Regions from separate parts of the Homo sapiens genome. Here region 2 is linked to region 1. Evidence: chromatin loops called from intact Hi-C (ENCODE). Cell type or tissue: heart left ventricle. All regions are shown on one strand. Links, peaks and the distances in the headings refer to the core of each region. The heading gives the core; the rest is flanking DNA.

Region 1 (16,459 bases), core at 5,652-13,651:
CTCAGCTTGAAACAGGAACACTGTCCTTCAACCCAGTTCCAAAGGTTACAGCAAGTCTATGGTCAAGCCTGACGTAATGGATTGGGAAAGTACTATGCTTTCTCTAGAGGAAGCACAAAGTCACATGGAAATGGCCATAAATATAAAACGCACAATTCTAGAACAAGGAGGAATAAGGAACAATCATTCAATCTACTATAACTATAGTAAACCGTATGTACACAGTTTTTTATTTTGTTTACTTACAATAGATTATTCAATTATGTTTACTATACGATATACCACTTTCTTCCATAGTCTGAGCAAAGTCTTATAGAGCTTCAAGTATCTTCTTAGGCACTTTTGATCATCAACAGTTATGCACATCATCCTAGTGACCTGTCCTTCCTCAAACCAAGGCTTATGACCTTGACCTCTTTAACACCTCAGAACCAATACGTATTTTTTAGGCATATGAAATAATACCAGGGTTCTATTTGCACTCCCACTCTGGTTAAACTCAGACATGTCCCCCCGCCCCCGCCATAACTGACTCTCTTATCCTTGGAAATGAAAAACGTTTCACAGAAATCCACAACTAGTTTTTAACAGATACTTGACACCTGAACTATAGTCCACAATGCACTAAGTGCTCATACCGACCTCTGTAGCTTAGAAATTCTACAATCTCTTTTTAATGTCTCTAATTGTACTGTTTGGTATGTAACAGGGAATTATTTTGAGCATGTCTCATTAACAAAAGATTTATCTCCTACTAAGCATCTTCCCTTCTTAGGAAGTCTGCAAAGGACTTGAATGTTTCTAGATGAGGTTTAAGTTTAAGTCCATCATTTTTCCAAGGGGAGAACATTTGCTTCACTTATTGTGACTTTGTTTGCAGCTCTATTCCCATGTTCTTTTTTCTGCATATCCAATAGCTTTCATTTCAAATCTACCTTGGAGTCTAGTCCTTTGGAAGACATTTAGAAAGACCACTACAGATCTATATTTAAGTTAAAATTCAACCCCATATGGTGATAGTAGTGGAAATAACTCAGTGAAGAAGAGAGACTTGTTTAACAAGAGATACAATGTGAACTACAGCACAACTTATTCCTCTGTCTACAGCTGGAAAGTTTCTTTTAACCTGGATTGAAGGATCCATTCCAATGTAACACTGAAGTGGTCATCTGAAATTATGTCTTCCTTAGTTTCCCTAATCCCCCACCACAAGTGTAAAAAAGTGACCCAAGCAGGGTGAATAAATGCCCTTTTGCCAGAGTCTGATTTGGATGCTGGATGTGAGAGTTTCTCTTTTCTGAGTCTGTAAGAATCATAGGTAACACACACAAGTTAACTTTCCTACCACATCAACATAGCCTTCTAGAGAAAGAAATCAATATAGAGGGGAGAAAGGAGAGAGAAGGAGGGAGGGAGAGGGAGGGAAAGTAGCGGGGGAGAAGGGGAGAGAGAGAGAAAGAGAGAGAGAGAAAAAAGGGAGAGAGAGAGAAAAGGAGAGAGAAAGAGAGAGAGAAATGGAGAGAGAGAGAAAGGGAGAGAGAGAGAAAAATGGAGAGAGAAAGAAAAATGGACAGAGAGAAAGGGAGAGAGAGACAGAAAGGGTGAGAGAAAAAGGGACAGAGAGTATGGTGGTGCTTGAGCACTGGGTCCTCATATTCCCAAAGATCATCTCCTAGGACTTTTCAACACATAAGCCAAATTTAATGCCTGAATAGTGTGAGTTAATTTCTGTCACTTGCAATTCAATAGAGCCCTGGATACTACAAAGTAATAACCCATATGAACAACATCATGATTAAAACAACAAATAAAAAAAACCCCACCACAGTGCAGCAACTAAAAATAATTTCAAAGTGACTCAAGTTCTTCATTTATTTTCTTGAACACTATGAAGGGCACAGAGTCCATAGCTATTCTTAAAAATCCCCCTCTGCCTCCCCCATCTAGTGGTTCACACACAGCAGCTGCTGCTTCTCCTTTATATCTGTCTTCAAATTCCACTCTCACGTCAAGATAACCTCCTCCTCCAAATTTAATCTTTTGAACTTTTGTTCTTTCTCCCTTTCCTCCCTATTCTCATCCCTAAAGCCCAAAAAGAACTTGTCTGTCAAGGCAAGACTCACCTCAGAACAAAAAGAATGGAGAAAGCCAAGGAGGCAAAGCAGGGAAATTTGTTAGCAAGAAGAGAAGGCTGGGAACATCCACAGGTTCCTCCTTTTTGTCCCATTGCTCCCCTTTTAAAAATGTTACAAAGTGAAAATAAATGTACCTTCATTTGAGGTTCTACAAATGTTTTAACATTTTTTTTCTTTCTAATCCAATGTCTTCCACATACATATCAGGTTCCTAATAATAATTTTTGAATAAACAAAGAAGAAGTTAATGACTATATGAATTACAGAATGAACAAAAAAGGGACACATGAATAAATGTCAAAGTAAGACATTAAACATATTTAGAAACTTATTATTGAAAAAATTTGTTATGGCCAATATATGCTGCACATCTAGAAGAGTAAAAAAATAATATTTCTAAAACCCAAGTCATCTTTTCACATACATTAAATGAATAAATAAAAAAAGTAAAAAATAACTTTGACAGTAAAAGCAAATTATATCTCTATTTATCAAAAGTTATCTAAAATTTAAATAATCTCAGTAATGTCAGTTATCTCAGTAGTAGCTATAACTGAGGATATTAATCTGGATTATCTGCAAACAACAAAAACTCAATCTGACTAAACTAGACACGAATGTATTTATTGGGAGAAGTTGCAGTATGGATTAGCTACCAAATAGTCATTTCCTCTCTTTTGTCTTTGTGTACTTCATTCTAATTTTTTTAATGGTCTATTCATCCCTCTACTCCTATATGGCTCAGGGTTAGGGTCTAATTGATAGATCCAATTCCCATTCCCCCTGCAGTTTATGCATATATGATGCAATGAGGTTATGTGGGGGATTCTCTTAGTGGGCTTCTGGCAAACTCTTCTTGACTGCAGAAAGAGAGACAAGAAAATAAAAACAAAAACAAAAAAACCCTCTCCTGCATCTGGAAATAGACACATGGTGAGGACGTGATGGCTGCATTGCTGCAGCCTTCTTGTGACCATAAGGGGTCAGCTGAAGAAAGGCTAACACGTCAGGATGGGAGAGTGGAAAGATGTAGCCACTCTACATCCACCCTTCTTGCTATCTGAAATAATTTTTCCTTGCTGAACAAGTCAGTTGAACCAGGGCCTTCGGTTTTCTGCACCTGACAGAATCCTAGTGGATAGAGAACAATATCAAAGGGAGGGAGGCTGGACTTTTGAGCTTGGGACTCGTAGAAACCCCAGCAGCTGCGGAGGTTAGGAAACAGACCCCACCCGCCATCTTTTGGTGGAAATAGTCTGAGTGGGTTCCTCCACGCAGGAAGGACTGGAATACAGACGTTATCTTTTTGTTCCTCTCTTCAAGTCAAGATTCCATTTCCAGGATTGATAATATCAGAAATAATTATTTCCGGGGCCAGGCGTGGTGGCTCACGCCTGTAATCCCAGCACTTTGGGAGGCCGAGGGGGGTGGATCACGAGGTCAGGAGATCAAGACCATCTTGGCTAACACGGTGAAACCCCGTCTCTATTAAAAATACAAAAATTATACAAAATTACAAAAAATTACAAAAAATACAAAAAATTAGGCGCGGTTGCGGGCGCCTGTAGTCCCAGCTACTCGGGAGGCTGAGGCAGGAGAATGGCATGAACCCGGGAGGCGGAGCTTGCAGTGAGCTGAGATCGCGCCACTGCACTCCAGTCTGGGCAACAGAGCGAGACTCCGTCTCAAAAAAAAAAAAAAAAAAAAAAAAAAAAGAAATAATTATTTCCTCACATAGAATTTCAGATTCTGACAGAAGGATAGGTAGATACTGAATAGCCAAAAATGTCCAAGTGTCCACAACATCAACAATCAGCTGCCTGGTTTTCTCCAAGACCTCCTGCATTATGGGTTTCCTTGTGTCTTAGCGTTCATCCTCAGAGGGCTTCCATTTCTCCTAATTATCTCCTGTCCCTATTTTCCACTTCCATAACATTCTCTGTCTTTAGTATATTTCATTTTTTAGAGATAGGGTCTTGCTCTGTTGCCTTGGCTAGAATGCAGTGGTGCAATCATAGCTCAATGCAATCTTGAATTCCTGGACTCAAGTGATCCTCCCACTTCAGCCTCCCAAGTAGCTGGAATGACAGGCACGTGCCACCACAGCTAATTTGTAAAGATTTTTGTACAGATAGGGTCTCACTATGTTGCCCAGGCTGGTCTCAAACTTCTGGCCTCAAGTGATCCTCCCACCCCGGCCTCTCAAAGTGCTAGGATTACAGGAGTCAGCCACCACACCTGGCCTTGTCTTTATTTTAAATAATTTCTTCCACAGTGTCACCTTTGTCCACCCTCCTTGTACCTTCATTCCCCAAATGTGGAACTAAAGCAAGCGAGTTTTAGTGTAGCTGGCTTTCAGTGGAAGCTTGGGATTACAGGTAGAGATGACATTGGGCCACATGCTTAAAACAGTGTAATCCATCCCTTGAATAAAAAGAATATAGTAATCCATTCTATCCCACTACAGGTTGCTGCTGGATATGTTACTTTTAAGTCCTTGCTTATGTCCTTCTATTCTGTGACCATTTTCTTTTCCTCTCTACAAGGTTTTTTTTTTTCTTCAGTCTTCCCAAATTCCTATTCATTTCTTAAGCAGAGTTGTTCTTCACCTTTTATTCCAAATCCAGCTTGTGGCCAACTCATGCATATCCCAGAATCCATTAAGGAGCTCTGGCAATGGATTATCGACTTCAGATTTCTATCTGTTAAAGCACACTGCTCCATGATAGCTTTGGAATTCATTTTTCCTTTCCTGGTTACAAATTTTAGGAAGTGCTTCCCTCCTGACTAATCTTGGTAAGCAGAGAGGGAGTTATTTAAAAACTTAAGACTTATCCTTCTCCAGTTCACAGAAAAGCCCGAAGAGATTTATTTTCTTTCCTTTCTTTTTCCCTTCAGCTCCTCCTCTTTTCCTTCTTCTCCCCACCCAATACAAAGATGGTAATTGTAATGTATTCACATACTCACAATCCAAATGAAGAGCAAAGTATGAAACCCAGTCTAAGGGGAAGGAGCACACTGGGTGCCATGTGCTATCACCTGTAGTCCCAGTTCTGCAATGTCCTAGCAGTATGATTTTGAGTTGCTCCTTCTGACATTTGTGACGAAAGCTATGGTTTATCTATGTCACAAGGGCGTTCTAAAGACTAAATCAGAGGACAGATGAAGAAGCGCATCTTAAATTATAAAGAGCTACCCAAGTATAATAGAGTGAATACCAGATGGCAGATTCCATCAGTAGAAGGTCCAAGAGAACGAGGCAAGAACCCAGCTGCTGCTGATCTCTTAATAGAGGCAAGAATTCCATCAAAGAGCAAAGACTCCAGGGCCTGAGATTTTTGGGGCCCCAAGGTCGGGGGGGTGGGGGGCCAACAACAAGACTGGAGCTTGAGTTGGAGAGCTAGTGGGAATCCTTTTATTTATTTTGTAGAGGCCGATTTGATCTCTGTGGTTGCTGCAGATCTAAACTTAAAAGAAATCTTACTCTACTCGCTCTTTTCTATGGCTAAAGGAGCAAAGAGTTAATTACCTTGTTACATTCATCTCTCCTTCCAAATTTTCCAGGAGCTTTTCCCTTCATTAGCCATCAGATGAAACTGAAGAATATTTATTATTTATTGTGTGTGTTAAATTTTATGTCTTTTCTTCTTAATGTTTAAAATGCATGAGTTTACTACTTTCTGTATTCTCTCCTTAAAAAAGCAATATTTTTGTTGTTGTTGTTTTTATTGTTTGTTTACCTGCAGTCCTCAAATGACTTTTCTTAGGGTCAATAATTCTTCATAAAAAGCAAAATGAAAAGATACTTCTGGCATGCTTTAGATTAATCGCAAGAAGCAAATAGTTTCCCATACATTTTTCTTATTCTTAATTCCTTTCTTTTATCTTTTATCCGATTTAAATATAATACCTATAAATGGCCACTCAGTAATGGTTAAGTTATATGGTTTTACTTCAGGGCTCAATAGTAACTTATTAAAGTATATTTTATAAAATGATTTGGCTGTCAAGATAACGGGACTATAGCAATGACTTATGTGCACACTGTGGGTCACTGCTATGGCTCTAAGTCGGTTCTAAAGGGAACATGATATGCACACCTACATGCCAATTTCAATCTTGATTATCTACTGCAATTTATTAGACTAGAGGAGTTCCGAAGAGTTTATTCATTTTAAGCCTTGTTTAACTTGCCTAGAAATGAACTGCTAGATAAAGTATCAGTAGGAAAGCATGTCGAATAATTCCTCCACTGAAAATCATCATTATTTTTGCACTTACAATAGGCAAAATATAAGAGTGCATTATACATAGTCTTGTTCATTTTATGTATTTATGGCTTATTTCTATATTGTAAATGCCTTAAACACAGAAAATGCCTCTACTTCTCTGTCTCCCACAATGGGAATATGGATATCTTTTAGTACTTGCTTCACTTAAGAATGCTGGGCTTGAATAAAAAAACTAGTTCACATGTATCACAAAGGTTTACTTAAAAGTTTCCCCTAGTTGTTTAATATCTGAATGCAAAAATCTAGGTTTGATTTGGAAATGATGATGCTTGTAATGATTATGTCTTATCTCCTCCAAGCAATTTGGAAAGCTTTGTCTGATAAACCTCTTTTATCCCAGTTCTATCTTCTGCTATTCTTACCTCCCTTCCCCCTCCACTTTTTCCAATCTCCTTCCTCTTTATCCCTAACATTATTATTATTTTTTGGATTCACTCTTATACTCTGTACACACTTGAGCAATTACGTAGGAAAAAGGAGTCTGGCATTTTCTTATTGTAACCCAAAGAAAAACAAGCTTAAGCATATCTTGATAACATAAAAAGCCAATGGATTCATTTTTGGGGGAAAAAAATCTGACCAGAAAGAAAACAAATAGACTTTCAAAATATAACATTTAGATTGAAAAAAAAAAAGTATAATGGGTCAGTTTGTTTACTTAGAGAAGGTATTCTTAATGTTCTTAATTATGTATGAGTACATAATCTAGGTTGGTACAATTTTAGATGAAGCTGCTAAAACTAAAATGTTTGAGAAAACAGATATTGCTAAATAGTACAGAGAAACCACTTTATACAGCACCATTTTTTCATTGAACACTCAACTGAGAAGTAAAACATCCAGAACATGCCCAGTTTATTGGGAGTTTGTTTTCATATTTCTGCATGTGTTTATAAAAGCATTTCAAGATGTAGCTTTTTACTGATTCTACCTTGTTAAAAAATCAATCAAGCAACCATCATTTGCTAATAAATGTTTTTATCACAGCTTTCAAACCTTTTTCAAGACATCTGAGCTCATCTTCACTTCCTCCTTCTTGAAAAAGAGACCCCATGGTGTGACACTCTAAAACCACCTCTGGATTTAAAACTATGGCTGCCTGGAATTGAAGGCCCAGTTGCTGAGATTCCCTGATTTGCAAAGCAAGGGAGAGTTCCTAACTGAATAACTTGAGTTTGTAACTAAAAACAAAAACAAAAACCTGCTCATCTATTGCAAGTAAGTATACTCCCTTTGTTACATGGTATGCAATTAGATGCCTTTGAAATAAAAGGTAAGTTAAATCAGAAGTCTCGGGGACAAGAAAATACTATTTTAAAACAGGGAGTGTCAGATGTTTTTCAATTCAGTACCAAAGGGTATTTCACAGGTAATTTCTCAGGGCTGATGTTAGCTAATTATTAGCTACCATATCCTGCCTGCCATTCTTAGTGACTATCTCCTGGCAGAAAGACACAGCTAGGAGTGTTTTGTTTCATTTGTCCTTGGAGTTTTTATCAGCATCAAGAAGGTGGACTGAGCCAAAGTTAGAAGAATTCTGGAGCTAAGCAAAAAGCGACACGTTTAACAGCCCCCATTAATTGGGGCTGTTACATGATTAATTTGAGAAAAACAGAAGAGACCGATTTCTTTACAACTCACAGTTGGATGCAACGCACTAAAAGTAATCCTGTAAATTACATTTTAAATCTCCAACATATTCCGAGCAGATAAAATAGTGGCATGATTGACCAAACTCCTTTTAAAAGTACACATATTACGATGCATCATAGTTATAAACAGATGGTATTTGGCCTCCTTCCTATTCTCAACATTTGGAATTTCTAAACTATGTGAATTAAACAATAATATTTTATAAACATACAAGGGATTTTGCTCACTGCTTTGTTAACATAGAAATTATACAATGCTGACATTTATTTAAATTTTAAAAAGTAAACAACAGTGTGCATCGAAATAAAGCAAACTAAAATCAACATAGAGAAGTATGTTCTGTGTGCGTACTACCTACAATGGCACTGGCCTTTTAAAGGGAAGACATAATGGGTTGAAGAACAAATTGTAGCATAGATCGGCCTAATCCCTTGTACTCCAAGGCTCATTTAACACCTCTCTGTAAACAACGGATATTTATACCATAATTGGCTATTTGACCATCAGTGTTCATTTACTATGTAACCTGCTATTATGGAGTTAAAAGAAGCTCCCCTTCATTGGCTCGTCAGCTTTCAGAGTAGCGAAAGTGTCCTCGCAGTTTTAAAAACACTTACACAAACGGGAATCAGTCTGACACTTGTACTCAGAATGAGAAACATTATCATGATATCAATAAGTATATATTTATTCTTTGGGGGATATTATTGCCAGAAAGAAAAGGAAATATATTAGATCTGAGTGTCATTTCCTAAGATTCTTTTCTAAAATTATAGCTTTAACCCTTTAGCCGCAGTTTGGAAGGGAGACCCATCTGCTGATTTGATGTACTAAATAGAAGGCACTTGGTTTCCAAACACTATTCTCAGATTCGCAAAGTTGCGCTGTGATGAATAAATAATGAATCAGATATTTCAATCCGTTTTATGATTTTTGAAAGCCCTGATTATCATTGTTTACAGTCTCTTCTTAATGCACTTCCCATGCGTTCTTGTTCAGCCTTCCAAGAGTTGGTTTATGTAGGCCACCCTCTCCCAACCTCGCTTTACTTTTGGACTGCTCTCACGTGTTAACCCACCCGCTCACACCTTTAAACCAGTTTGGGGAATATTTCAAATCTGAGGGGGGAAATCTTGAGCGACAGATGACAAGGAGTATTCGCAAACACTCCAGGCTAATGTTGCTTGTATTTGGTCACAGGTGTGCCCTGCTTTTGCGTACTATAATATCTCTATTGGTGAGAAAGAGGGAGAAAATTATGCTAAAACCACATGGATAGAAAGGAAAACGGCACTGCTGAAATCAGGAAGGATCAGCATTCCTTTTCTCCTATACATACGTGTGTATACTCAGATAAATAATGATAAATCACGGCAGTGTGAGGGAGGCTTTTAACAAAATACAAGCTTCAAAATAGGAATATCTTCACAAGTTTTCAAAAAGCTAATCAGAGCAAATGAGTGACAAATCAATGTAATGCTTCTAAATATTCTCCTGCCCCAATATTGCTTAACTCCTCTTCTCCACTCCTCCTAAATAACCAGTTGGTGGTGAGGAGGAGAAATGAGGTTTGTATTTCAATATACAGGTGTGAAGTGAAAAAGAAAGCGTCCGGGGGGTGAGATTTAAATCACATATCCGAACATACCAGAGACAGGAGTTATTCTAAACTGTGTAGATAAAATCCCTTTCGGAGAGTCCCCGTGCCCATCCCCACTCCCCTTCGCGGGATTGCTGAGGGCAAGTTATGTTTTTTGAAAAGGTAGTAGGCATCGGTGTTTCTGGTTTTGCTTAGTGCGTCTTCATCGTATTCCCTCGCTGAGGACTGAGCCTGGCCGACTCAGGGAACCGAGTTCAATGAAATCCTCAGACGCATAAAGCACAGGGTGCCGGCCCACCGAGCTGCGCTCCCTTCCCGGGGGTGCCCGAGAGAGAGCACGCGAGCCCGGCGCAGCCAAACCCGGGCAGGGGTGGGTCCCCACCGCGTGTGCGTGTGCCAGCCTGGGAGTGTCGGCGCGAGCGTGGCGGGTGCGTGCCGGTGTGTGTGCGTGACAGCGCGCGCGTGGCAGGGAGTTCGCGCGCCAGGGTGCGCGTGCCAGCGCGGGTGTGCGAGGGAGTGCGCGCGGGTGGGAGCGCCAGGGGCTGGCGGGGCCCGCGCCCTGGGACGAGCCCCTCGTGCTCCGGCTCTGCGCTCCCGCAGCGCCCACGCAGCCGAGAGGAGTGGGTGATGACTTCGTGACCTCAACGTCCTCCCCCGTCCCTCGACATGTTCCCGCGCCTGAAAGGTGCAGAAAACTCCCCCCACCGCTCTGGACGAGACTGAGCTAGGCGTCGAGGGCGGGCGCCGCCGCAGACCGGAGCTCGGGCTCGCTGGCCGCTCAGGCGCAGCGGTGTGGAGGGAACGGACGCGCGGCAAGGCGACCCGCTCTGGGCAACGCGGGCGCAGCTGCCCCGACGCAAGGCACTAGCTGGTCGGGGGCTCGGGCGAGCCGGGGCCGGCGTGCCGGGGCGTGCGCTCTCTCGGCAGGCGAGCGCCGGGCTCCGCGGAGGTCCCTGCGCCCACTGCCTGCTTCTCCGCCCGGCGACCCGGAGTCCCCAGGCTGCGGTGCGCCAGGCCAGACCTGACCGAGGGCGGAAGACCCGAGCGGCAGGGAGGCAGAAAGAAAAGAGGTAGCAAGCCCCAGACAAGGGATCCTTAATTACAGATAAAAGGCAAACAAAACCGTACACCACATTTTCCACGTGTCAGCTGACGGCCGCGACAAAAGGAAACAGAACGCTGGGGGGTGGGGGGGAGGCCCCTTCTTAGCTGCCCCCCACCCCTTGACAATGTGTGCAAATGTAAAATGCATTAGGTAGTAACTCTGGATAGGTGGTGCCCGGGGCCAAATTGCAGCTGCACGCTCCATCGTGTAGGACAGTTTGCTGATGCACCCAGAGGTCTGGGGAACCTCTTACAAAAAAGGGACTACAAATACTCCGCTTGAGCACATTTTGCTTCTTAAAACTTCATTACTCATACATTTTAAGTTAAAAATTTTGTGCTTAAAGTGTTGCAATTATCTTCAGTAAAATTCTAATACACACACACATACACACAATTTTGTTTTGCAGTTTTGTAGATTCCATTTTATTGGCCTGGTATCACAGCATTAGAAATACAAGGGGAAAAGCCAAGACGATGAAAGCCAGGGAACATAGCTGCAAGCACCAGAGAGCACAAGTTCCCCTCCATGGCTCTGCGGCTCAAATGGAAAAAGGAGAGATGTCTGCTTTGATTTCTTTCCTTTTAATTAATCAGGATCACAAAGCAATCTCCACCCTGTCCCTGGGATTTAAGATACTGGTTAAACTCCACCGTGTCCCGAATTCTCCACAGAAGGTGGAGGAGTGTTCAGAATCTGAAGTCCACCCGCGGACCATTAAAAACCTCTAGGTCTGTGCCCTCATTTTTAACACTCAAATTAAAGGATCACCCTGAGCCACCACGCAGTGCACTCTTCTCTATTTTCTCCCTCTTGTTGCTGGGCCGGTTTTGGAAATTAGAAGGGGTGGTCTCTTTGTTAGCAATCTGTTTACTTTCTTCTGATACAATGAAGCATCAGGTCGAAGGTGACAAGGCTTCTTTGCTTAGTCATTTTTACCCATCTCTTTGTAGATGATGTTTTTTTCCATTTTCAATTTTTTTTTTCATCAATGCCATCTCCCCAACAGCATTTCAAAAATAAAATTTCCAAGTCCTTTTTTTAAATGTGGTTCCAGTCAAATGATTTACCCACACCCCAAATAATATTATTTACATCCAGTATTAATAGCTGCATATCAGTAATTCTTAGAGATCTTCTGATCCATATTTAACAATTTAAATGATGGCTAACATTATTGCCAGGCAAATGCCTGAACCAATAGTTTGTGGACTAGTTGCCAGCCAGATGACAGCCAGGTATACACAGGGTAAGAACATAATTAAGTTTCTGCCCTAGTCTCTTCAATTGCAGAAGGCAGACAACACTCTTTCTCACCTTCCAGGGAAGTAGATTAGCAGATTAACAAAATGATGTAAATCACATAAGCTTTACATCCCCCTTCCCCTTCTAATACCTATTTAGGAACACTTTAAAATTTTTCCTTTAGGCATCTAGTCTTTCTGTGGTTTAGCCACATGCTCTCCCCTTTTTGGCTTTCTCCTTCTGTAAAATAAGTAAGGTGAAAGAGCAGATTAGGAGTTTTTCTTTTTCTTACAGCTTTCCTGTGTTTGAGTGGATCATCCTGTTGCCATCGTTTTAGTCCAGTTGTTGTTAATTCATGTTCTTACCACCCACCAAAGAATAGCACAGGATTAAGTTTATATTAATAAATGATGTTCATGAGTAGGTTTTTAAATGCCAGAGTTATGATTTATTTTTTTAAATGGGTGGAGAAAGGAGAGCGGCAATAACTAGCTCCCAAGTCATTCAAAATCCTGGCATCACACATCTATGTGGGTTTTTCTTTCTTTGTTTTGGTCTTTAAGTTTTTTGGACACACCTCTTATTTCCCTTTTAGTCCTATATCATGGAATAAATGCTTTTTTTGACTATCTTTGTCCATAGCTTGAAACCCTGTTTATTACAGTTAAATTTATAGAAAGTATTATATGGTCCTCTTTTCTTCTTCTTAAGAGCTTATAATTGTCCCTGTTTATCTCCCCACCCATTAAGAATTCTGTAATAAATCCCTGCACCAAATAAATTAAAATCTGCAACTTCAGACACCCGAGGAAGAGGACATTAATCCACTTAGTAAAATACTCAAGACCTCCCCCTCTCAATTTCAGCTCTTCTTAATGTAACATTCAGTAATTACAGCTGGCTCCTTATACTTCCCTCCCTCCCTTTTATTCTGAATTATATTGGCCTTGCTTAACCTTCATTTCCTTTTCTACCCCCCACATTTGTCCACATACTTTTCTTTGACCATGTTTGTCTCTTTCTCTTTCTTTCTGCTGTGTGGATTGAGGGCAACAAATGAAGCTTTCCAAGAGCTTAATACTTGCCCGTAAAATCCCATCCTACCTCCCCATTCCACTATTAACGTTTTGTACAATTTTTATGCATCCTTCAGTTGTGTAGTTACTGCTCTATATTTTTCTGATTGATCATTAAGTTATGCTGGCTTTTCAGAACTGTCTCCATAATCCTGAAGCAAAGCCTTTTTACTTGGCATGCTCTCTGCCTTTGGAATGCCTTTCCTGGCAAGGACAGACGCTTTGGTTTGACTACGATTCTTAAGTTACAATTCAAAGCTAATTTGTTCAGTTAGGTTTCTACTATGAGCAGCTCTGTTTCTCACCGTTAAGTGCTCCATGATGCTGCTTAGTTGAAGGGTGTGTTGTAAGTGCAAGATGTAATATACTTATATTGTACTTGATTATCAGTTTTCAAAAACAGCTGCATGCTTTGATATCTGTGTAAGGAAATATCGAAAGATAATATACCATTGGTATTTATTACTCTATAATTAAGGATGTGTCAGTGTTTCCCTTCCAAAAAAGCCCCTTATTTTCAGAAATTCATATCTCAGGCATAAATTTCCCTATGAATTACAGTCTAATACCATATTAGAAGTTTCTCCTTTTTAAGTTATCCCTCCCCTTCCTTTTCTTTCTGAGGAAGTAAGTCTCAGGATGTAATTTCTGGGTTATTGCTTTGGGATGAGGGGGAGCAGGCCCAGTGATGCACAGTTCAAGGTGCTGCCACATTGCCACCTGCTCCCTCTGCTCTTCTGCCCTGTGTGGGGAGACACTGGGGGCTGCCTTTCTGATGAAGGGTCAGCTTTATACACACATGGGTGAGCAGCTTTGCCACTGTATGATTCGAAAGGCAATAGAGAAGAGTCAGTTGTCCAGAAATATCACAAGTGCCACAGAGTCTGAACTTTTAGTACAGAAATCAATTCTTCCGCATTCCTCTCCTTATGGTCATTGAGAATACAAGCACTGGCTGGTGTAACATGAAATACACCTAGAGTAAGGTATTAGCAACTTATTAACACGTTTCTTCTTACAGTGAGAGGCAGAAGGAAGAAAGAGGAGAAAGAGAAGACAAATGTTTTTCCCTTCTTGAAGAGGTGGTCTTGACTACTGCTCAACCACAGCCTACTGAAAGAGCCCTGGAAAATCTGAGTTCTAGATCTGCCTGTACCACTGTGGGACCCAAGGCAAGTCAACTTCTCCTCAGGCCCCAGTTTCCTACATCTCAAATACAGGAGGTTACAAAAATAAGTGATTCTCAGGAGGGCCAGGGAAGTTACCTAAATGTATGAATTCAGCAGAGTGTAAGACCACAGGGAGTGGTGGGGGCCTGTGACAGATGGGGTATACTCACTGAATGCCTCCCTAAAGGGAGAACCAGAGCAATAATAAAAACACTTAAAATAATGGCCATATTCCGGGCATGGTGGCTTACACCTGTAATCCCAGCACTTTGGGAGGCCGAGACAGGTGGATCACGAGGTCAGGAGATTGAGACCACCCTGGCTAACATGGTGAAACCCCGTCTCTACTAAAAATACAAAAAAATTAGCCGGGCGTGGTGGTGGGCACCTGTAGTCCCAGCTACTCGGGAGGCTGAGGCAGGAGAATGGCGTGAACCCGGGAGGTGGAGCTTGCAGTGAGCCGAGATGGTGCCACTGCACTCCAGCCTGGGCGACAGAGCCAGACTCTCTCTCTCAAAAAAAAAAAAAAAAAAATTGGCCACACTACATAGTCTCTTATGTCCCTTTTAATGGCAGAAATGTGGGCCACAAAATAACCACCTCCACTGTCCTTTGCTGTCTCCTGCCAGCTGGAGAAATAGAAGGGAACTAGGGGTCCAACTGAGTCACGCATACTGCACTTGGTGCTTCCTGAAAGGCACATAGGTGACAATGATAACATCCCATGTAGGGAAAGGCTTATACAAAAAAACTTTGTTTCTGTAACACACTTCAGCTCCTAAATATGTCACTATATGTGCCTTAATTTTCTCATCTGTGAAATGATATTGAAGACATTAAATTTTCAGATCTAAAGGACTTCAAATTGCTTGAGAAAGGTCATACCAATATTCCTAGGGGTCACATCTTCTCGCACCCCACCTTAGACCTGCTATTTAAATGCAGTAAATGCAGTAATAGGAAAGTAATATAACCATTTAAAATTATCTTCCAAGAATCACCAATTCCTTCTGTCAGTTTATAAAAACAATTAAGATCCTCTCCTTGGGGTTGGGAGAGGATAAGGAATAACTCAGATAATGATAGATGATGGTGGGACACCTGAAGAAACCGATCGCAAATTCCAATTTAGAAAAATGGACTGCAGAGTGAGTGAGGATCCTGGTCCCTGAAGCCATTTGTGCCTCACATGCAGCAAGGGCATCCCACAGATACCCGGGAGAACTCTTCCCCTGGGATAGATTGCAGTGAAAGCACAAAGACCACGATTCGCTCCTGCGTCTTAAAGAGGAAAGGGGAGAGGCAACACTATGGGGAGTGGGCAGTGTGGTTGGGAGCTCTGAGAGCTCTTGTGCTCTAACAGGCAGCTCTGAATTTTTTGAGATGAGAAAGACTGGGCTCATTTAACATCTGCCTTCCTCTTCCTTTCCTTACCCTTCAGAAGGGAGTTTAGAGCTATAGTTTTCCATCTTGTGTTTGCAATGCCACAGGCATCTGTTAGAAATGGTGATTAGCAGCCCCAAGAAACAGGAACCTGTGGCCAGTTGAGTCTGACTTTCTCCACAGCATGAGGGTTGAGGTGAAGCCCCTGGCTCCTGTTAAGCAGAGGAAAGTCTTCTCAAGCAACATTGGCAGTAGAGTAGTTTGTATCACTGTCTGAGGCAAGCAGTTTTCTGACTCAATCAATAATTGAGAAAACCAAGAAATGTTAAGGATAGCCTGATAGCAAAACTAGTAACATGCTTCCTGAAGTATTTATATCTCCTATCAAAAGATATATGCAATAAATACACTGAAGACACATGAAATGTCACAAAGAGTGGCAAGAAGCCTTTGTGTATCACGACTCAGCTTAAGAAACAGACTTCTCATCATGCAACGAATGCACCTTTCCCTACTTCTATGTCCTTTTTTTTCTCTACCATGGCCCCTCTGACATAACCATTATTGTAAGTTTGGTTAATTCCCAGGTTTTCTGTAATACTGTACTTTAATCACACATGTCTGTATCTTTGAGCAGCATGTAGAATTGCTCGCATGTTTTTCAAACTTCCCCAGTTATATTTTAATGAATAGCTTTGAAGAGAGGGCATAGGATAGGAGCATTAGTTGTCTGTATCACAACTCAAATTTTAAAATGAAACATGTTCAAGTCAGTGGTTTATAATATACTCTCTTCATTGT
Region 2 (16,459 bases), core at 5,679-13,678, 490 kb before region 1:
AATATGTAAATGAACTTTTATTTTAATATACTCCTTTTGTGGGGAAATTGGTTTTTTTATTACTTTCCTATAGATCTCTGATAAGAAAGTAGAAATAGTCAAATGTTATTCATTTCAATGAACTTTTGGAAGTCTGCAATTAGTGTTTTTGGTAAATAAACTGTTTTAGAGCTCTCCATAAAAGGAAATCAAATATAGAGATACTATTAGATTTGAAAAAGACAGACAGGAAAGAGGCAAACGTGCAGAATGAATTCTGACACACCCGGGTGCATTTTTCTGCGGGTTCTGACTTAAGTGTGTACTGTCTGCAGTTCTCTGAACTTCCTGGCTTGTTTCTCCTTAAGTTGGAGTAATTCAGCTCTAGCCCTACTCTGACTTAATCGTTCTATTATTAAAACAATAATGTATTTGTTATGACGTGAAAAACAGTTTATAGAGAGCGGTTCAAAATGCTCCCAGTTCCCAGAAAGACAATTACTGGAATACAAGAAAATATTTCATTTTATTAAACTGTGTTTTTTAAAAAAGGATTTTTACATGTAAGAGATCTATCTTACATAGTTTCTTTACCTGTCTATTTCTTTTTCTTTTTTTTTTTTTTGCAGATCACAACAGTATCAGGAAATGAGTTCCTTCTACAGTCAGATATTGACTTCATCATATTGGATTGGTTCCACGCTATCAAAAATGCAATTGACAGATTGGTATGTATTTGTTTTGGCTGTTACCTTTATTAATTAAAATGTAGTCATTTAAATCTTATTGCTCAGGCATATAACACACACACTCATTTAAATAGATCCTATGGACTGAGAGGGATTAAGTTCTTTTAGTTTAAATAGAATCTACTAAAAACCTTTTCAGCAGACAGGATTTGTAGAACTGTCGTTTAATTTCTCTCTTTCAAAAATATAGTGCATTCTTTCTTTTTTTCTGAAATAACATAGACATTCATTTACTGGAGGCTGTAAAAAGCACACAAGCACTTAATAACTACTGATTTTTTTTTCATTTTCAGTTTATGCAGTCCATACTACATACTCCTGTAAATAAATAACATATTTAAGACTCACTGTTATAATACCAATAAATAAATAATAACCCTTTGTACTGATTTTTATTATTCTTCCAGCTAAGCTAGATTGTTCTTCTTATGAAAATTACATATCTAGAACTTCATGAAATTATCCTAAAACATACATTCAGAGTATGTTTTCTAAGAATGAACTTATTTAAAACCACTCATTCCATGCTGAGTCTCTAGAACAAACATTTAATTTTATGACACTAATATTTGCAAAATTTTGGGAAGAAATATTCTTAATACGGAATACAACACAATAGTAAAAGATTTTCTGTGTGATTTTCTTGATACTTAATTGCAAGCTTTCATTATACCATTTTGGGATTAACACTTTAAAAAGTAAAATAACAAATTTACTTTTTCCTGTTATTAGTATATTCCCCTTAAAGGGGTGTGTGTGTGAATGTGTGTGAGTGCACATACATACATACACACAGTTTGTTGCCATTGAGGATGGACTCTGGAACCAGACTGCTAGAGTTTGAATTCTAGTTCTATCATTTGTTACCTGTGTGGCCTTAGGCAAATTACTTGCCTATTTTGGCCTCATTTTCTTAATGAGGAAAATAAGGATAATAATAATACCACCTACTCTATAGAATTGTTGTAATGATTAATTGAACTAATGCATGAATAGTGCTTAGCATTTAGTAAGTACCATCATATACATATATAAACTATTATTAGAGTATTGAGCTTAGCATAGAGGACCTATCCTCAAATAATTACCTTACTTCAAATTTCCCCATAAACAGCAAAATTGAACACAAAATTCTATGGTGAATCCTTTCTTTCTAGTAAAATTATTCAGTCTAATTATTTGCTGTTTCCAGCCAAAGGATTCAAGTTGTCCATCAAGAAACCTGGAATTATTCAAAATCCAAAGATCCTCTAGCACTGAATTGCTAAGTCACTACGACAGTGATATAAAAGAACAGAAACCAGAGCACAGAAAATCTTTAAGTGAGTATTTTCTTTGACTTGCTCATTTTAAGTTTGTCTAAATGCAGTGCTTATGAAATATAAATGCATTGAAATGAGATTTAAGCCAAACTCATCATACTCATGGAAGATTCGTAGCCATTTCCTGGCCAGGGATTTGTGCACTGGAGGGCAGTCTGGGCACTTTGCTCACATCATTGTTGGTAATGCCTTTTGAGAAAATAATTGTTCCAAGGTCATGGTCTCTGCTTACAGCAAACCTCTGAATCTCTGAGTAATAGCCATGGTGTTCAGATCAGTGATTGATTTTGAGAGTGGGAAATGTCAAGCATCTCCAACCCTGGTATCCTGACTATTTTATTTGCATACATTAAAGGGTATGAGTGACCACCAGTGTGGTCTAACTTAAGTCAACAGGCTATGCCACTTTCCACACCTTCAGACCACCAGAAACACTTAGAAACGTGCTTTCCAGAGAGGCTGATAGAAAATATGGGATGTGAATTAGATGTTCTCCAAGGTCACACCTAGTTCTAATATTCTAAGAATTAAATTTAGAGTAAAAAGAATGGTCTCACTACTTACACAGTGATCTTGAGTATCTTTCTTAACCATTCCCCAGACTGCTTCTTCCTCAATGAAAAGGGGTTATTAAAATATGCAACACATATCTCACTGAGTTGGTTTGAGTCTCAACCTCCTGAAAGAAAAGGTAGACATCTGGCTGGGCGAGGTAGCTCACGCCTGTAATCCCAGCACTTTGGGAGGCTGAGGTGGGTGGATCACGAGGTCAGGAGCTCGAGATCATCCTGGTCAACATGGCCAAACTCCATCTCTACTAAAACTACAAAAATAAGCTGGGCATGGTGGCACGTGCCTGTAATCCCAGCTACTCAGGAGGTTGAGGCAGGAGAATTGCTTGAACCAGAGAGTCAGAGGTTGCAGTGAGCTGAAATCATACCACAGCATTCCAGCCTGGTTGGCAACAAAGCAAGACTCTGTCTCAGAAAAGGTAGACATCTTTGGAACCAGAGAAAACCTATTTCCCAAAGTCTTAAAAATTATAGTATTTTGGGGGAGTCTTCTACCTGGCTGACCCCAATCTTGCAAATCATCATTTTTTTCCTGCTATTTCCCTCTGACAAAATATCAGTATACTGACATCCTAAACTTTAGAATTTAAAGAGAACTCAGTAAGTTGAGAAGAGCTGCTAATGGAATATATGTGTACATATATACATATATACATACACATACACACGTATGTATGTATGCTAGATGATTATTTGTACGTGTACATATATGTGTGCATTAAGAAATATATGTATATACACATACATGCACACAAAGACTCATACACATATGATAGGGAAGAGAGAAGCTATTTATATGTGATAACATATTTGCCAAAGTTGAATTACTGAAGTCTACAAATCTAGAAATTGCATGAGAATTTAAGAGTAGAAGCACCCTTTTGAAATTAAGTCTTTATGCAAAATCCCATGCCATAATTTTCAACAACTGCTAGACACATTTACTTAGCCAGTTGTGCTAAGTTGGAGTTTAAGATTATCAGTGTTAATGTCTAGAAAATGCATGGTTTATTTGTGGAGAGTTAATGCCATTTCAAAAGACTTTTCCATAATGGTACAGTTTAGAGGTATTTCATTTAAAGAATGTTTTCCTTTCATGCCTGATCATTGTCTTCTTTTACTTCATATGGTTTGAGACATAAGGTAAGATTTCAGAATTGGGATTCAGTTGGGAGTATATATTTAGTGTTAATCATATAGACATTCTGTAGTACATATAAAAGAATATGTGATGCAATGACTAGTAGGTCTGGAATCTTAGATATAATTGCTGGTTCAGAGACCTTAAGATGTTTCTAAAACCTGAGCTATGGAGAAAATAAAGGTTTGCAAAAATGTATTTGAGAAACATTGAGGATAATGAATTCTCTATTAAGTAACAGTCACTTTAAAAGTATTAAGATGCTGCTGAAAAAAAAATCTTAGATAGAACACTCACTACTTCTCTTTAGAATCTATTTTTAATTGGAAAAGACAATTATTTTTCTACTTTGAGCTTAAACTCAATCCTACTTAAAAACAAGGGAGGCCAGGAGTAGTGGCTCATGCCTGTAATCCCAGCACTTTGGGAGGCCAAGGCGGGTGGATCACCTGAGGTCAGGAGTTCAAGACCATCCTGGCCAACATGGTGAAACCCTGTCTCTACTAAAAATACAAAAATTAGCCGGGCATGGTGGCGAGCACCTGTAATCCCAGCTACTCGGGAGGCTGAGGCACAAGAATTGCTTCAACCCGGGAGGCGGAAGTTGCAGTGAGCTAAGATTTCACCACTGCACTCCAGCCTGGGCGACAGAGCAAGACTCTGTCTCAAAAAAAAAAAAAAAAAAAAAAAAAAGGGAAGAGATACATGATTTATTCTATTCATTTCAAAATCTAACTAATTGTACAGTGACTTCATACTCACCTTTTACTTTGAAGTTAAAAAAAAACTAGAAAATATGAAACATTTACTGTGCACCAGGCACTGTTCCAAGTGCTTGTCTTATAGCAATACATTTAATCCTCTCACCAATCCTATGAGGTAGATACTATTAGTTACCTTATTTTATAGAGGAGAAAACTGAGGCATGAAGAACTAAGGTAATTTGTACAAAGACAAGTTATGGAGACATGTTTCAAACCCAAGCAGTCTTATTTTAGAGCCTGTACTTTTAATCATTACATTATAACAAAGTGAACAAGTAAAAGGTAAACTTAGTTTATATCGAACTTAGACTTGGATAGAAATATTATGTTAAAAATAAGATTCATAGAAATCAGTAAACTTGAATCAGGACCCAAAAACTTATTGGCAAAAATAATTAAAACTGGGTGTTTTCTTTCAATTTTGATTTCACTATTAAAATAATAATTTAATCTTTAACACTAGCTCTAATTTTAGAAAATGATTCTTTTCTGTATCTTGGTGAGTATGTATAGTTGTAAGCCTTTTTTTTTAGGGCCAGTATGTTTTTTGCAATGTAGGACACAGTTAATATCCATCTATTACTTTGAATTAAGTTCATTCAATATGTATGTATTCATTTTCATTTGAAAGGCATAATGATTGACCCACCCACACAATATCAAATTAGACCATGCATTTGAAATAGTGATTGACATGTTTTATATTTGATGCTTTGTAAAATATATTTTTTCAAGTAGGAAATACCCTGTGTGAAACCCCTCTGATCTCAGTCCTAGATTTGAACACCCAAACTTAGGTTTCTTAAAACTTGCATTCGCTTTTATGTCACCCTTTGGAGATTAAATAATTATATAGAATCAGAGACTCAACAGTATCCTCTTCCTTATTAGTAGTCTAAGCACAAACTTTATTGTCGGTTTTCTGCCTTTGGCTTCCTGTGCCCTTGATGTTCCCATGAGTTTTGCCGCCAAGATTGTAGACAGATAAAGCCAGAATTACTTTTTTAAAAGGCATGTGAACATCATTAGCAGCTAACAGGTGGTGATTTCGTTGTCCAGTTTGTCTATATAACATGGGAAAAATATGTTCTCTCAATGAGTGAATTCAGAAAGTTATGTTTACATATACTTTTCTTTTAAAAAATATGATTCTAACCTGCCAACACTATTAAGAACGAATCAGATATTTTAAGATATCAGTTGAGTCTAACAGACAAGAAGCCAGAAAATTTAATGCAAGGGCCAAATCACTGTGGGAAACTCAGGACACCAGCCTGGGATGAGAGTAGGAGAGCAGCTCTCCAGGGAGGGCTGTTATGGAAAGTGGAGAGTCAATCAAAGAAGATGTGAACATATTTCTCTGAGGAAAGAGAATTGTCTTCCACTGACAGCAAAGAGGGGGAAGGCCCAAATATAATAAATCTTGCATCAGATAACCTTGGCGAGGTTTCTTAACTTTTCTGAGCTTTACTTTCCACATCTATAAAAATGGGTCTAATACTGTCCTTAAAGGATCGTGTGAGAATTTGAAATTAGACATGTAAATACTTAGCTCATAGCAGGCACTCAGTAAGTAGGAGCTCTTATTATTATCCTCCATGTCCCCAAGCAGATAGCACTGAGACAGGGCTTGAGCCTGGTGGTGGTTGATGAAAGACTGGAGCAGGGCATATAAGCTTGCCATCCTACTCCCTGAGTGTATGAAAGGTAGAAAAAGGGTACCAGAATTGGATATGGGAGTCATAGCTGCAAAAAATCTAAGTACGAGCAGCTGGTCTTTCCCCTGGCAACTCCCATGTAAAAGGGGCAGGTAGGGCATTCTTGGGAGCAGCACACCAGGAAACAGTAGAAAGGAGCCAAGAAACACTCTTGATTCTCCTAAACCCAGAAAAGCATGCCATTCAGAAATTCAAGTTGATGGGAAGGATTCAGCATTAGCCATCTCACTATTCCTTTACACAAAGTTCTAGTTTATTCATTCATACACACATTAATTCTTTTTTATGAAGAAATACAACTAAAGGTATACAACTAAAATTCTTGATTTCACTCATCTGTGCTTTCAATTTTTAAAAAATAACTTTTGTATGTAGGTTATGCTTTAGTAGTAATATATCTCATACCTATCAATTGCTAAACTGTAAAATCCATGAGTGTGGAGACCTTGGATAACTTGAAAATAAAACTGACACTTTAGTATTGGAAATAAGCACCCTGAAATGAACATGAGTTAGAAGACTAAAGTCAAAAGGTAAGAGAGCTAAAAGGAAATGGGTTTTCCTTTAGCTGTCTCTTGATTAAGTTATCATAAAAAACAAATGTGTTCTGGGTGAAATCCTAAATGCATATGTGGATTTCCCAAATCTACGTTCTCTTAATGACATGTGCAATAAGGGTATATGTAATATGTTTCTAATAATTAGGGTATATGTATTTAAATGTGCATTTCCCAGTTCCATATCCCCTTAATGATGTGTGCAATAAGACAACAGAAAGAAAAAACTTGAATTGAGAGAGTTACACAATAAAAATTAAAATGCTACGGACTTTTAACTTGTCTTTGTTTAAAAAATTTGCCTGCAAAGTATCATGACCATGCCAAGTGATGAAAACAAGTTTGATAGAGAAAACATTAATTTTTTGTACTAATCTAAATAATTATAATACTGGTCTTCTACAACTATAAGTAGGCTATGTTCTCAAAATCCAATTGTAAATTGGTTGCTTAGACCTGGTATGTTTTCACAAGGAAACCATGTACCAAGCCACAAAAGCACACTTGAACTTTCTGCAGTCACTTACAATGTTGTTTCTAGGGAACAACTCATTCTGAATTTGCTGCACCTCTGGCCCTGAGAGCTAAGACTTCCCAGTAGCATTGCTTTCGATCTAGTTTCCGGTCTAGATCCCCACTTCTGTACCGTCTCCACCAAAGCGATTAGGAGACTCAGAATGGCTTTTGCTTTTGCTAGGATTCTGGTGAGCCCTGAAAGTCCCCAGTAGTGGCAGGGAGGGAATTTAAAGCCTCCGAGCCGGAAGAAATAATAGAAAAAGGAGAGAATTGAGGACTGGGTAGGCAGCTTTTGTAGCATTAATGGGAAGTGAGTCCTTAGCAAGACAGATGTTCTTTGTAAAAAGTATGTGTAATGACAGATTAAGTCTGGAATTGTCCCAAATATAAACATTTGATGAATCTAGGTGGTGCATAGGCAAGTGATCATGATCCTATTGTTTCATTTTTTTTTGTATGTTTGAAAAGTTCTCCAGTTAAAAATTGAAGTAAACGCACATACCCACACAAAAGTAGGTATGTCCATGTGCCTAATTCAATAAAAGAATATACATATTTTCTGATTATGACCTGAACCTTTCAAAGAAAGATCAAATTTTCTGAATATAAGTTACATTAAGACCTCTTTACATGAAACATTGATAACTCATTGTTTTCCTATTTTCCTCCAAAACCAATATATTTTTTTCCTGTGACCATTGAGACCTTTCTGGGAACTATGTAATTAAGAAAACTTTTAAGATATTTATTATTATCCAAAATTAAAAAGTCACACGAGTTTCTTGGATAAATATGTAATTATCAATTGTTAAAACACATACTGTGAAGCCTGTTCTGGAGGCTCATATAAATACATATTTTAAAGTTTTTTCTTATTAAGAATTTTGTGTAAAACAGTCTAATCCTGCCAATGTATGAAAATAATAAGATGAACAAACCATCTGCCAAGGAAATGAAAACAGTATTAAAATTGCACAGATAAACCATATCTAGTTCTGAAGAAATGGAAGAGCTCTTTCCTGGAAAAACAAAAAAGTCGTGACATTTTTGTAGAATATCATGGGTTATTATATTATCAAGAGGACAAAGTTTTCTGATTTGGGTGAGAGGGTCACTCACCCTTTTTTTTTTTTCCCCAAAATAACTAGCGCCACTCTGGTACCAGTTTTATTCAAAACCCTCTTGAGAAAAATAAACTATTGAGCTAAAATGTGGAAACAAATCACTTCATATTACTATACTTATAAGACAGACAATATCTAAAGAATAGTTGAGTGTCACTTGTCTTTTCAGTTGTTTTTCACAGGTTGAGAGTTACTTATTTCAAAATAGTTGGTAAAGAAAAAAATTGAAAAATTATAAATGACATTTATGTTGTTAAAGCTGCAAGATGTAAACATCATGAGAGGAAAAGAGTAAAAATTAGACACATTTGATAGTCAAGCATCCACATTAATTTATCAGAATAGTATTATGCATGAAGGTCCCAGGCTTCACTATGGCCCTGTGTGACTCTAGCCATTGTTCTGACATATGTTCCCAAGCAGCAGTACCTACTTTTTCTGGGACCCGTAGATTGCACTTTCTTCAAAACATTCAGTTTTCAATGAATCATTTGATAAGAGGACTTCATTATGAGCTGAGCAAAGAATGTCCTGATTAATCTCTTCTTTCCCATCTAAGGGGCTGATCTCGCCCTCTGACCTGTGGATGTCCATTGTCGTGTATCTCATAGCATCAGCTACTCTGAAAGTCCACCTAACCCTCTCAGTGCTCAAGCACTAGATCACCCTATCTTCCTTCTGACCCTGGCAATAACACCATGAGCATATTTCCCCTTAGATGAACTGCATTTAATCAATTTCTGATTTCATTAGGTCAAATGGCATCTTGCTTTCAATAATAGGGCAAATCCAGAGGGCTCTTTGCTCTAACTCTCAAGCAATATTTTATTGGCATTAATACACTACTGTGATTGTAAACAAAAGAAAAAAAAAGATCTTTGGTATCCTCAGAAAGTGTCCTTTTGTTTATTCCATGACTTTAAAATGGGCGTATATTAATGTTTTCTTATAAAGTTAGGCATATAATCATCATTCATTGTTGTCACAGCAGATTTAAAGAATCTTTGCTAAAGCTGACATTTAAGCATTTAAGGTGTTTGTACAGTGAATCCATGTGCAGAGCAAAACATTATTTTGAATGCAAATGATCACCTCTTTCTGTATACAGGATTTATTTGGTCAATTCCTTTTTGTTTCTGAAGTATGGTAACTTACGCTACTTTCCTTCAAAATTCTAAAGAAGTAATTTGCTTTTTGATGGATTTATTTGGATGTCCCAAATAGGCCTAATAACATGCTTGGGGGAAAAAAAAAATCCGTTGTTAACACATGGAATCTTTGAGATTTTCTTGTAAAATAAGTTTCTTATTACTCATAGTATAGCCCTCACTAAACAAAATCAGATATTGCTTTCACCCAAAAGTATTAGATGAACCCAGAAATACCAGATGTTTTCATCAAACTTTAATAAAGTGAGATCTGTAACATTAGGATTCCTAGCTTTCTTCAAGAAATGGCTCATGGATGACTTGAGAAACCTAAAGCAATCTGCCAATACATCTTTCTTTGGTTATTTAAGTAGTACCTGAAATCAGTTGTTCCTGCTACCCAATTTTCCTAATGTAAATAAATATACCCTATTTGTATACAAAATTAATTGGCCTAAAAAGGTAGAGGACTAGATAGGAAATGCCATAACCAAGTAGAAAATATAGGACTGGGATTTTGCTGTCAGATAAGGTCTTCTCCAAAATTGAAGTCAAAGATTAAGAACAATTATTTTTTTTTTTTTTTTTTTTTTTTTGAGAAGGAGTCTCACTCTGTCACACAGGCTTGAGTGCAATGGCGTGGTCTTGGCTCACTACAACCTCCGCCTCCCAAGTTCAAGTGATTCTCCTGCCTCAGCCTCCCTAGTAGCTGGGACTACAGGCTCGGGCAACACCACGCCTGGCTAATTTTTGTATTTTTAGTAGAGATGCGATTTCACTCTGTTGGCCAGGCAGGTATCGACCTCCTGACCTCACGATCTGCCCACCTTGGCCTCCCAAAGTGCTAGGATTACAGGCGTGAGCCGCTGCACCCAGCCAGATTAAGAACAATTTCTAATGACTGCATTGGAATTATTGCTCTTGGAATTAGAGTCCAAGTTTCTGTATAGAAAGCTCATTATGATCTGTGCCCCTTCTCCAGTTTTTTTTCATCACTCCCTGACCCATAATTTATGTTCCAGGTAAATAGTCCCTATAATACCTGATGCACACTGCTACATGCTGACTTTTACCTTGAAATCAGGGTTATCTCTTTACAAAGTTAACATCCTTTAGGACTCAGCCCAGATCATACTTCCCAATATTCCCATCATCCATTCTAACACCCTATTTTATTTGAAAGAGTTACTGTGATTCATAGTTATTCTTGCAGCTCTTCTGTGGGCTCTGACTTGGAATTTTCAAGTTTCTATTGGAGGCAATAAAAGAAAAAGAAACTCTGTAATATATAACAAATAATTACAGTAATTTTGATTATTTTTATAAGACTGAGAATACTTTTCTCTAGTGTCAGCTTATTTGTAAAAATCCAGTTTAACACAAAAGTTATCAAAGTGTTAGCCCTCAGAACCCTGTTCAAAAGGTTGTATGAGATTGTGTAAGAAATTTGAGTCTGAGAGTCAGAAAATTTGAGTACAGTTCTTAACTCCAAGATATACAGCCATATGACTTTGACAAGTTTCTTAAGTTTCTTGAAATTGAGTTTCCAGATAAATATAATATATATTTTATATAATTATAAAATATTATAAATGTAAATGTTGATTATCTAAAAAGATTATATATGTATTTGATCTAGAGAAAATGTATATAGTGGATCTAAAATATATCAAATAACTTTGTAGATTATATATTATGTTATAAAATGATTTCCATCTGGGTAAATTCTGAGTAAAATAATCATGACTTTTGTTTGTTTACTATAAATCTACCAATTTAGAAATATAGCAAGAATGTACTTTTGCAACTGTTGAAACAGTTGCCAAAATGCAGCATAAACAAATGCGTAATTTTTTGAAGGCTTAATTTCTTAATATCTTCATTATTTTATTGACTCTGGTTAACATATATCCTTTTACCTTTTGTTTTCTTAAGGGATCCTAAGTGTCATGGGGAATAAATGCTTGGTTTTGTCATTCCTGAGTGTGAGCCTGACACGATGGCAATCTCTAGAGATTAAAGTTTGTCAAGTGTCTGTTGCCATTTCCATTCTTTTTTTTTTTTATTTAAGTTTTAGGGTACATGTGCACAATGTGCAGGTTAGTTACATATGTATACATGTGCCATGCTGGTGCGCTGCACCCCTTAACTCGTCATCTAGCATTAGGTATATCTCCCAATGCTATCCCTCCCCCCTCCCCCCACCCCACAACAGTCCCCAGACTGTGATGTTCCCCTTCCTGTGTCCATGTGTTCTCATTGTTCAGTTCCCACCTATGAGTGAGAATATGCAGTGTTTGGGTTTTTGTTCTTGCAATAGTTTGCTGAGAATGATGATTTCCAATTTCATCCATGTCCCTACAAAGGACATGAACTCCTCATTTTTATGGCTGCATAGTATTCCATGGTGTATATGTGCCACATTTTCTTAATCCAGTCTATCATTGTTGGACATTTGGGTTGGTTCCAAGTCTTTGCTATTGTGAATAGTCCCGCAATAAACATACGTGTGCATGTGTCTTTATAGCAGCATGATTTATAGTCCTTTGGGTATATACCCAGTAATGGGCTGGGTAAAATGGTATTTCTAGTTCTAGGGCCATTTCCATTCTTATAGAAAATAGTAAAATAATACAAGGGTAGAATTTTGACAGAGAGTTATGTAAATTCACTTAAAAGCAAGGAAAGATTTTATTTAATTTTAATGTTTAAATAATACATATTAGAATCAACTCAGTGTCATGAAGCATCTGGTGATAAAAAGATGGGTTTTGTTGACTAAAGTAAACATATTATACAAATCACATGGATATTGAGCCACTTATAAGGAGTAAACTGAAAACCACTGAAAGTCTGGTCTCACCAAACTATAGTGTATTGATCAGCTGGCAAGGGATGCCCACCATGTTCACTGTATCAAAAGGATTGTGATATCTGAGTTCTGGGGAGTAATCCTAGCTGACCTAGCTTCAGTCATTAGCTTAAACCAGGACCACTCTATTCCATTAGACTGCAAGTGCCTGGAGGTATAAGCCAAGACCTTCTGCTAATTACCCCTCCCTATCCCCATCACTCAGAACAGAGTCTGAAACCTAGTGGTGTTCAGAATTATTAGCTTGGCTCAAAAGTAATTGCAGTTTTGCCATTTTTTAAACCTCGTTTACTTTTGCACTGACGAATAAATGTCTGAGTGAGTGAGGAAACAAGTGACCGAGAGCATGAGAGGGGAACCCTGAAGAAACCCTTACAGATTTTATGCATGAGGAATGAAGGGAAAGGCTGAACTGTGAGGCACTGTCCTGTTGATGGGTGTTTTGGTTTGGGTTCCTCCAGAAGCAGTCCCTGAGACAAAGATTTGATCACAGGTAATATATTTGGAAGTGATCCCTGGACACACATAGGTAGGGGCTGGCAGAAGAGAGCCAGGGAAGAGAACATACCTATGAAGGAGAATAAAAGGTTTATGGAGTTTAATGCTGCTGTGGAACTCTAGCAGTTTTTCAGATGGAGAAACAAGGAATGACAGAGAAGAGCATGGATAGACTTTTGTACAGGAAGGAAAGAACCATAGAGCATAAAATAGTTGAAGAGCACAATAGATTGGTGAGGCTGGAATGTGCAAAACATTGGGGCAACAACTGGAGATCAGGTTGGAAATGAAGAGTGAACCATTGGCAAAGGGTCTCTCACGGAATGCTAAAAAATTAGGACTTTTCACTATAAATAATGGGAGCCTAGTGAAAGACTTCAATGCAGGCAAGAGACATGAACAGATTTGATTTTTAGAGTAATAATTTTGGGGAAAATGTGGAGAATGGCAGAGATAGGTAGCACAGAGTGAGAGATCAGAGGTAAGAAGATGAATTCAGAGATCAGAGGTAAGGAGATGAATTCAGAGACTATTAGAATAGACCATGTACCATATGCTGCAGGTCCAAACTAGGCAGTAGGAATAGGTGAAGAAGAAAGATTCCAGAGATATCTGACTTGATATTGATAGGTTTTCTTGACATATATTGTAAGTCTTGGCAGCTCCCAAATACCCATTGCCTCTGTGGTTTGGAAAACAACCATCAGGATGCCAAGGAGCTAAGCAGAATCTCATTCTTTCAGGAGCCTACTAGATTCTTGTTACTCTAGATATAATCCATGGACCAACAATGACAATATCACCTAGGAGCTTGTTAGTAAATATGGCCTCTCCAGCCCAACCCCAAACCAACTGAACTGAATCTGCATTTTAACAGGTGATTCCCATGCACATTAAAATTTGAAAAAAACATTACCATATGACATAAATAACTTCTTTAAAGAGGTTTTTGAAAGTCCAGAGCCAAAGGGTGGCCTTTGGGACTTGGACAAAAGACCTACTCATATAAAAGAGCTATCTTGTCGGCCTTTGTGTAAAATAACCCTGCATATGGTTATTATATTGGTCATGCTATGACAATGCATGATTTTGAATGGTGGCTATTTAATCTCATCAATCCCTTCCAACCCATGATTACGGACTAAATGAGAAAGAACCAAGACTTACACTGCCTTGTAACTTTTGCCTGTGCCACACCTAAGTCAGAAATTCTGAACTCCCACATCAAAAAGTCAACAGTCCCAGCCAAAGAACAGCAACAATATCAAAAAATGATTCTGAGCCTAAACTACCCTCACCAAAACAGACAAACAAGAAACCAAAGCTCCAAGCAATTCCCTGGAAATTATCCATTAATTCCCTGGATAGCTCAATGTGCAAAATCCATTTGAAATTCTACTTATCCCTTATCTTCCATTTGACTCTTCTTTTCGGAACACATAATCTCACATGTAGCCTCTTTTTGTTATTTCCCTTCTCAAGCAAGAATAATAGTATTTGATTGCTTAAATTTCTTTATTTTTATGTTGTTCTTGAGTACTTGAATTCATTTCCCATTGGCCTTTCAGGTTAGATGTTAAAATTCTGGATGAGCAGCAACGTAGCTGTTTTACTCGTAGACTAAGTTTATTTGCTGCACCTGCCAAAAGAATCAAGGCCCACCAGGCTGCACTTCAGTCAAGCTGTTTTGAAAAATTGCAAAGAAAACAAAAGTAGGCCCACAATTTCACAATTTAGTTATCAAAAAATAGAGGAAAGATTCAAAATAAAGTCTGATTAACCCTCTTAGTAGGGTGAGATTTCACTTACTGGGAAGAACTGATAATGATTATTTCTGAAATAAAACCTCATTTTTTTTCATGTCTACCTTTTTTTAATTATAGGAAATGGAAACCAAAATGGGCAAATAATCATTCTTTTCTCAGTAAGAATCTTTCTCATAAATTTGCCCCTAAAATGTCCAGTCTTTTAAAAATGTTTTGGACAGTAATGAGACAGGTCTGAAAGAGATGCCTTAAAATTTTAGTAGTGCCTAGATTCACTTCACTTATTTACCTTTCTTACTTTAAGACAGCTTACATAAGAATAATTAATCTTTTTTTTTTTCCTAGTGAGTACCTGGGTTTGTTATTGAGGTTTCATAATTAATCTTTTTTTTTTTTTCCTAGTAGGTACCTGGGTTTGTTACTGAGGTTTCATGCTTTTTTTTTTTTTTTTAAATCGGGCATAACCATAATTGATTTCCACGGAAGGGTTTGGCTGAAGACCCAAAGAATTTTTGCTTAACTCATTTTTATTGAACGAAATCCAGAATTTTAGTCAAGAAGCATTAGATATTAATCACATATGAGTGGGGTCATTAAAATTTCCTTTACCTTCCAGAACTGCAGGTCATTATGGAATCATAAGAAGCAGTGAGCTCACTTAATCTTTACAATTACATAAAAGTGATTATTTTCTTAAGTCTTACAAGAAGCTCTTAACTATTAGTTGAAGAGCATGTTGGAATATTAGAACATCTGTGTTGTGTTATTATAGATGTGACTTGTGAATTAAAAAAAAATTCTCTGACTCAAAACTCTTAGAAGTTACCCTTTCCAGCTTGAATAGTTTTAATTCTTTAACACAGTTTGGGAGTATATATTTTTTACCTCGCAAGTAGAGACCTTGTTGCTGAAATATAAATTCCAGTATCATTTCTTAATTATTACACTCTCAACTTTATAGAAAATCAGAGGAACTTCACAGGTTCTAAAGATTAGGAAAAAAAGAAGAAGAAAATTAGAGGAGAAATGCAATTTTTTTTACTGCACTTAAGAATAACAGTTGGTGACAATTTAAGGTGAGTCAGTTTAGGGAAAAACTGAGACAAATCCATCCTCTAAATTATTGTTGCCTGTCTCCATCTTTTTCTTGTAACCACTTCTCATCTTTGACTTTGAAACCCAACAGTTTAAACTTGGTTCTTATTTCAGTGGGCTAATCCCCTTTCATAAATCTTGCTCAAGAGCTGAAATAATTTGCACATCATTTAAAGAGTATTTGCTTTGAAATATTCACCTCAAGCCCTTTTGTATATCCTCTCTCTCTAAAGATTTGTAGTATTTGTTTTGTTCTCTGAGGTATAAAAGACCTGGATAAACTTTATTCCTGTTGTTTCAAGATTAGTTAACGAAAATGCATATTAATTCAGCAGGGACGGAAATAAACCTCAGTAAAGATGATCATACATTCGCCTCTCGGGGATAGCAAAGTACAAAATGTCAGTCTTCAAATCTCCTTGGACTTGCTCAAAAGAGCATTTGGGGATTTAAATTTCCAGAATATGTCTACAAATGTATTTTCTTTGTTGTGGAGAACAGAAGCTATACTGATTATTTTTCCCCAGAAAATTGATTCTAATTTGTGTTTGAACAAAAATTAAGCCATCTAGAAAGTAGCACTTCAAGAAGACAGAGGAAAACTGCCACTGAAAAGGTAAATTTAACATTAAAAATTA

Evidence for each region. Peaks named below come from ENCODE experiments on the same cell type or tissue, not always from the same donor. Only the 100,000 strongest peaks of a DNase experiment are listed, where the experiment ranks them.
Region 2: a loop joins it to region 1, with 3 times the contacts of the local background. A loop is called at or near these places in 2 of 110 quality-filtered maps.

Annotation. Positions count from the first base shown.
Region 1 is chr2:143,926,887-143,943,345 of GRCh38, forward strand. QTMAN (queuosine-tRNA mannosyltransferase) reads right to left here. Exons shown (of 12, transcript NM_001376312.2): 12 at 11,182-16,459. It overlaps QTMAN-AS1 (QTMAN antisense RNA 1), which reads left to right and starts at 10,181. Exons shown (of 3, transcript NR_110237.1): 1 at 10,181-10,750; 2 at 14,128-14,278. RefSeq lists an enhancer at 9,605-10,288 and a silencer at 10,483-10,682. In heart left ventricle, for the core only: no CTCF peak of the experiment used is centred there; DNase peaks (open chromatin) are centred at 10,095 and 10,425; H3K4me3 peaks cover 2,718 bases; H3K27ac peaks cover 4,894 bases; H3K27me3 peaks cover 1,614 bases.
Region 2 is chr2:143,434,993-143,451,451 of GRCh38, forward strand. It overlaps ARHGAP15 (Rho GTPase activating protein 15), which reads left to right. Exons shown (of 14, transcript NM_018460.4): 7 at 609-707; 8 at 1,921-2,050. Among named protein-coding and RNA genes, the nearest start is that of ARHGAP15, 310 kb to the left of the region's middle. In heart left ventricle, for the core only: no CTCF peak of the experiment used is centred there; no DNase peak of the experiment used is centred there; H3K4me3 peaks cover 444 bases; H3K27ac peaks cover 2,284 bases.